2 separate regions of the Homo sapiens genome follow, and region 2 is linked to region 1. A link is a contact called in ENCODE Hi-C or POLR2A ChIA-PET data. All regions are on one chromosome and are shown on one strand. The core of a region is the stretch at or near the end of the contact, and the rest is flanking DNA. Distances in the headings are between cores, read along the strand shown. Region 1 holds the start of MAPRE1 (microtubule associated protein RP/EB family member 1). Region 2 holds the start of TM9SF4 (transmembrane 9 superfamily member 4).

Region 1 (3,511 bases), core at 371-2,870:
GATTGTGTCTTTTTTTCACCAGGGCCTGATTGGTCAGGGAAAATATTTGTTGAATACTTGAATAAATGATACCCAGACAAAAAAAGTCAGCTTGAAATCTGGATCTACCTCTGACACTGAGTGAGTCAATTGGCCTCTTTGTCCCTCAGTTTCTTTCTGCTGTAAAGTGGTGCAGTTCCTCTTTTTTTCTTTTTTAGACGAAGTCTGACTGCAACCTCTGCCTCCCAGGTTCAAGTGATTCTCCTGCCTCAGCCTCCCAAGTAGCTGGGATTACAGGCGCCCACCACCATGCCCGGCTAAGTTTTGCATTTTTAGTAGAGATGGGGTTTCGCCATGTTGGACAGGCTGGTTTCCAACTCCTGACCTCAGGTAATTCATCCGCCTTGGCCTCCCAAAGTGTTGGGATTACAGGTGTGAGCCACCACGCCCAGCCCAGTTCCTCCTTCAGCCAAGGCTCTCTTGAGAATGTAAGGGCCAGGTGTGGTGGCTCACGCCTGTAATCCCAGCACTTTGGGAGGCCGATGCGGGTGGATCTCTCGAGCCCAGGAGACCAGCCCAGCCTGGGCAACATGGCAAGACCCCATCTCTTAAAAAAAAAAAAAAAAAAAAGAGGGAGTGGGCAAGAGAGAATGTATGTACAGCCATTGGGAAACAACCCGGAACAGGACTCAGGAGGTCCTTGCTCCTGTGGACTTTACAGGAGACAGACAGTAAAGGCACAAGATGCCTTCTTATGGTACTAAGAAGAAAATATGCCGCATGATATTGCAGATGGGGGGGCGGGGGCGTCACAGAACGTGACTTTTTTTTTTTTTTTTTGAGACAGAGTCTTGCTCTGTCGCCCAGACTGGAGTGCAGTGGTGCAGTCTCGCCTCACTGCCACCTCCGTCTCCTGGGTTCAAGTGATTCTCCTGCCTCAGCTTCCCAAGTAGCTGGAATTACAGGCGCCCACCACCACGCCAGGCTAATTTTTGTATTTTTAGTAGAGATGGGGTTTCACTATGTTGGCCAGGCTGGTCTCAAACTCCTGACCTCAGGTGATCCTCCCACCTGGGCCTCCCAAAGTGCTGGGATTAAAGGCGTGAGCCACTGCACCCGGCCCAGAAAGTTGACTTCTAAGCGTTTCCCCAAAGTGTCTATTAGGTATCTTTATGATTCAATAACCCATTCTTACAGAAATTAATTGTAAGCCTGGGAGCGGTGGCTCACGCCTGTTATCCCAGCGCTTTGGGAGGCTAAGGCGGGAGGATCGCTTGAGGCCAAGAGTTCGAGACCACCCTGGGCAACACAGCGAGACCTCCATACATCTCTAAGCAAAAAAAAAAAAAAATTCATTGTAAAAGCAATTTTCTTTTTGGTTACTGCCATAGGGATTTTGTAACTGAGTCACACCGGGCCGAGGCGGGACCTCATTGGCTGCGACCGACCACGTGCCGCAGTCGCCCCGGCGGTCGGGGCCCCGCCCCTCGGCTACCGTTCTGTGGATCAGGGGCCGAGCTCCGCCCCCGGCGCGCGGCTGAGACCCTCTCTATAAAAGGAGCCGGCGGAGGATGGCGAGCCTTTACGTCGGCGCGTAACGAGGGGGTGCGTGTGAGGTCATCGCGCGGGCGGGCGGGCGGGGTCTGGCGGTTTGAACGAGACGAAGACGGAACCGGAGCCGGTTGCGGGCAGTGGACGCGGTTCTGCCGAGAGCCGGTGAGCCGGCTAGCGGGCCCGGGGGGTGCGGCTGGGGGGGCGGCCGCGTGGGCCAAGGCCGGGCGTGCGCGGGCAGGCCCTACGGGCAGCGCCAGGGCCGTTCCACACGGCGGTGCTGTTCGAGCCGGGTGGGGGAAGGGCGGGGCCGTCACCCGGCGCGCGCGGGCTGGGCCTGGGGGCGCGCGCTGCGCTCTGCTCAGGGGGCGGGGTCTCGGGCCGGAAGTGGGCTGCTGCTACGCGGGGTGGGGGTTTCTGGGCCGCCGCTGAGGTGTGGTCCCTGCGCTGCAGCGACTGGAGGTCCCAGGGTGGTTGGGCCCTGGGAGGGTGTGGGCGAGGTGGGCCGTCCTGGGAGCTCTGGGGACGCACATTGTGGGAGGCCGTGTTGCCTGAGGGCCGAGAGATCGGGTGGTGGAGTCAGACCTGGGTTGGGTTCCGTGCGGTGTGACCTTGGACAGGTGCTTTAACCGCTGTGGATCTCAGCTTCCTCATCTGTAAAACGGGGACAGTAATACTACCCACATTAAACTCTTAGCGCGATGTATGGCAGAAAGTAAGCCAGCTCTTGGACTCCCTCCTTTCTTCAGTGTGTGTTTATTGAATGCCCACTAGGTGTTGGGCACCGTGCTAAACCCTGGCTGTTTTCCCGGGAACAAAGATTTGCTCTCCAGGAATCCACATTATGATGAGCAGGAGGACAGTATAACGGGATGGTATCAACAGTGCTAGTTCAGTCCCTACTTCACAGTTGCCCTCGGATGCTGCAGGGCAGAGCTTGACCTCTGCCCCATTTTGGGGATGAGGATCCTGGGGCCCATTGAGGGAGGTTATGCTAGGCCGGGCATCCGCTTCTCCGATGGCATGTCTCTAACAGTAGTAATGATAATAGCAGCTCTTTGTTAGTTGGGCACTTGTTTTGTGTCAAGCACTGTTAAGTGCTCCATGTGGCTTTGTGTCTTTTAATACTAACACTGTCTTTAAGAGAGATTCTCTTCTTCCTTTTTTTTTTTTTTTTGAGACAGAGTTTTATTCTGTTGCCCAGGCGTGCAGTGGCACCATCGCTCACTGCAACCTCCGCCTCCCGGGTTCAAGCGATTCTCGTGCCTCAGCCTCCCGAGTAGTCGGGATTACAGGCGCGCGCCACCAAGCCCGGCTAATTGTTGTATTTTTTAGTAGAGACGAGGTTTCGCCATGTTGGCCAGGCTGTTGTCGAACTCCTGACCTCAAGTGATCTGTCCGCCTCGGCCTCCAAAGTGTTGGGATTACAGGTGTGAGCCACCGCGCCTGGCAAGAGAGATTACTTTCATTTTACAAATAAGGGGTCTGAGACTCTGAGAGGCGGAGTGTCTTATGCAGCCCAGCAAGTGGCTGAACCCCCACCTGGGACTTCAGTGTCTAGGCTCTTAACCTCTTTATTACACTTTCTCCCTGAGGTCCAGAGCTACACATCCAGATGTGCCCTTTGTGGTGGTGCGTCAAAGTGCCTAGCACAGTTTTTGGCACAGAGGGAAGCTTAGGACGTGATGTGCCTTTTGCTTAAGTGTTTTCATGTAGATTTTTGTTTAATCCTTACCACCACTTTGTGCAGAGATACTGTTTTACCCATTTTACAGGATGAGCCATTTGTGATGCAGGAAGATTAAGTGACTTGCCCACGGTCACATAGGTCCTTTCTGGTGGCACCTCCTTCCCCCACTTTACATAGGGCTTATTGTGGTGCCTTGAAAGTAATAGAGTGCTTTAGAGCCAGCGTTGAATTTGTATAGGTTTGGGATCTTGCTAGGAGAGCTGCTGAAGGAAGAGAGATTCCTGGGTAGGT
Region 2 (3,511 bases), core at 548-3,047, 710 kb before region 1:
TTGCTCCTTATCAGTTATCTTTCTTCAGGCAGCTAGAAATGGTGGGAAACACTCAGGATCGAAGCTCTAGGAAAACTGGTTCCAAGTCTGGAAACTATGAGACTGCAGCAAATTCCCCCTAGTCTCTCAAGCTTCCTCCTCCTTGGGGTTAATAGCCAATCTGCCAATCTTCAGGATGGTTGTGCAGGTCACAAGAGTTAATGGGTGTGTGTTTCAATGATCTATTACTGAAATGATCTATAATAAACCACCCCACTCTAAAGCTGGGCTTAGCTGGGCAGTTCTTTTGGTCCACATGGTGTTCATGAGGTTATTCATGTAGCTGCATTCAGCTAGTAGCTCAGTGGGGGTTGGAATGTCCAAGATGACTTCAGTTACATATTATAGTGCTTAGCTGTAGTTTCTAGAATGTCTTGAGGAGTTGGCTGGGCCTCCCTCTCTCTCCAGGTGCCTTTCCAGCAGAGTAGCTACACTTCTTTATAACCAAGAAGGTAGAATCAGACGTTTTCAATCCTCTTAAGGCCTAGGCTCAGTACTGGCAGAATCACTTGTAGCACATCCTATTGGTCAAAGCAACCAACATGACCAGCCAGATTCAACAGGAGGTAAAACAGAGTCTATCTCTTGAGGAGAGAAACCGTATGCTCATCATGCAAGGACGGACAGAACTACGTGGCAGCCATCTTTGCAGAAAATCCACCACAGTGGTGCCCATAGGTGGGGATCAGAGTTCAACTGTCCCTTGCCCCCTAGAATTAGATAAAAAGAGTCTAATGAACTGTTAGCATAATGCTAAGTGCTGCAGCACACAAAATGCTCGGCAAGTGCTGATGATTATTATTAATCATTATTATTCTTTTAATAGCTTTTTTAAAACAGTCTAAGATAGCACTGGTACTGTATTCAGTTTAAAGTGATATACATGGGTCAAATGAACTTTGAGTTCTTTCCCAACCTTAATACCATGATTCTTTGAGTCTCTTTTTCACAGATTTGGAAACTGAGGCTTAGGAAGATTGCGTGACTTGTCTGGAGTCACACACTAAGCTAGTGCATGACGTCCACATTCAGAGATATCTCCCTCCACTGAATATGCTGGTTTTCACTCGTTCATTTAAAAAATAATGTATTGGGCATCTACCACAAGCCCAAAGGAGTATACATAAACATATACTGACAATTATTTATTGAATACATCCTATGTAATACTGTGTCACTGAATCCTCATCACAAGCCTATGATGAACCAACCCCCTTCCCATTTCACAGATGGGAATGAGGAAGAGCAAGGTAAAAAACGAACAAACAAAAAAACAGGGTCCACCCTCATGGGGATTACAGTCTACTAAAGAGGATATAGGATAGTCAAACAAATACTTAAAATCAAACAAATACTTAAATATATAATTACAAATTATTCTTGGAGTCGTACTGCTCTTGGAGCCCCAGTGCCCACCCTTTCCCTCAAATCAAGGTCTCAGGTAACCCTGGCAATGGGTCTTCCTGCCAGTAGTAAAGATGGCGCTGAGAGCACGAGCGCACTTTCGCACACCCCCATTACCCACAATGCAGCGGGAATAAGGGAGGCTCAGTTTCTGCCAGGAGCTAATATGGCTTCCTTAGTTACACCGTTCTCTCTCTTCACCTAATCAGCGACCTTACTTTCCCAGACCAGACTGTCGAGCAGGAGCTAAGACTCCTTTTCCCCTCTGCTGACCGCCACTACAGGAGCGGTTGAAGCCAGACGACCACCTTGTGGAGTTAAACTCCGTAACCAGGGAGCACCACTTCCGCTGACGTCATTACGGCGACACGTGGATCCAAGATGGCGACGGCGATGGTGAGTGAAGGAGACTCCGGGAGCGGGAGCTGGAGCGGGGCCCTCCGGGGTATCCCAGGATCTTCCAGCACCCCATGCCTGGCCCTGAGCCACCTCCGGGACCCCTGACTCAGGCCTGAGGGCTACCTCTGACTGGGCTTGTCTTCCCCGAAATCCACCTCCCTGGCCCTGCCCCTGCACTCAGGCTTGTGAAGGCCCCGAGTTTTGGGGGAGGCGCCGTTTCGGAGGAAGACCTCGGCTGCTGCCTTCGCCGGTTCCCATTCTACTTTTGGTCTCCGCCCACTGTGAGCCCCATTTTCCATTTCTCACCTCCCTGTCCTGACCCCTCTGAAGACCCCCTCCCGTTATTCTCATCCTTGCTCCTCCCCGTCACGTCCAGACCCTGCTCTCCCCGCCTCCCCACCATCATAACCAGTCCGCAGATGTGACCTCTCCTCTGACCACCCTCCCAGCCCAAGCGCTGCCTCAGATCCTTTTCAGAGCCCTGTCCTCACTTACACTCATAGCTGTCCCCATCGCGCACCCCCTTGACTGCCGCTACCCCAGAGCTTGCCTTCACCTACCCCACCCCCATCTTTCATCCCTAGAGGCTTCCCTGCCCTTCCTGTCTTCTCTCAGTCAACTCCCTGCCCCTCTCTTAGGGACCTTTTACCCTGTTGGTTCTCAAACTTTACTGTGCATAAGAATCTCGAGGTGTGTAGGGGGAGGCATGCTAAAAATGCAGTTTCCTGAGCAGCCCCACTCCCAGAGATTCTAATTCCATAGGGCTAGGTGATGCCCAGGAATCTGCCCTTTTATAAGCACTCTAGTGATTATATAGTGGAGGTGGTCTGTGAACTACGTTTTGAAAAACACTAATAGCCCCACCTCACTGCTCTCCTTCCCATTCCCCAACATGGCCACACAGCTCGTTAGGGATGAAGGCTCTTTATTATGAAGCTATATGTTGGGATGAAGTCTGTGTGTGGATGAGGGTGGAGGTAAAATAGCCATGCTTGGAAGTTGGGTCAGAGCTTGCGGGCTCCTGGTGCAGAACCTTGGAAGTAAATCTTTGAAGGACTGGCCCTTTTTCTAAAAGTTTAGTTCAAATTCTGCTTGTCAAGAGACCAGAACTAAAATTGAAGTCACTTAGTCCAGAATGATTTCCTGGGTCTTCCTGCATACTGCCTCCTCAGCAGATAATTTCGTCCGGGGAGTGAATGACAAGGAAGACTCAGAGAAAAGGAAATGACATTTGACTTTAGCAAAGGAAGATTCTGGCTTAAATAATTTGGTGTTGGTTTTCTCCAAACAGGGATATATTATTGACTGGTAGCAATTTTCCCTCCTTCTCTTAGCTGACTGAGAACTTACCTTTGTTTAATGAGGGATTCCTTATTTAGAACTTCAGAGGTCAGGTAAAAAGATTTCATGGCCTTACCTGGTTTCTGTGGTTTCAGACTTCAGGCTGAACCACGAGTGGGGCAAATCCTCAAAGTAGTATGTTGAAACCTACATATATGTATATATATTCTGGTACCACATTCAGAACAGAGATAGTGTAAGAACTTAAAAGGAAATCACACCCTCTCTTGCTATAAGGAAAACATTGAGTAAAGTGGTATTTACGGCACTGCACTGGGAAATCCCTGCCTTGTTCAGAGATTTTTAAGAGGTTATAAGCTAGCAATAC

Evidence for each region. Hi-C counts contacts between places; a loop is a spot of excess contacts on that map. ChIA-PET counts read pairs that join two places held with the same protein, here RNA polymerase II (POLR2A). Pooled maps may share reads with other maps.
Region 2: a map of CD8-positive, alpha-beta T cell shows a loop between it and region 1 (18-fold over the local background). The contact joins the promoter of TM9SF4 here to the promoter of MAPRE1 in region 1. A Hi-C loop is called at or near these places in 1 of 168 maps with a recorded cell type or tissue (CD8-positive, alpha-beta T cell) and 6 of 50 pooled maps. POLR2A ChIA-PET finds 5 or more read pairs at or near these places in 2 of 52 experiments (PC-9 and WTC11).

Annotation. Positions count from the first base shown.
Region 1 is chr20:32,818,334-32,821,844 of GRCh38, forward strand. MAPRE1 (microtubule associated protein RP/EB family member 1) reads left to right here and starts at 1,621. Exons shown (of 7, transcript NM_012325.3): 1 at 1,621-1,695. RefSeq lists a silencer at 1,338-1,927 and enhancers at 2,000-2,669, 2,670-3,339.
Region 2 is chr20:32,107,917-32,111,427 of GRCh38, forward strand. It overlaps TM9SF4 (transmembrane 9 superfamily member 4), which reads left to right and starts at 1,798. Exons shown (of 18, transcript NM_014742.4): 1 at 1,798-1,839. The coding sequence starts at 1,825. RefSeq lists enhancers at 1,115-2,314, 1,317-2,061, 1,719-1,898, 2,062-2,804.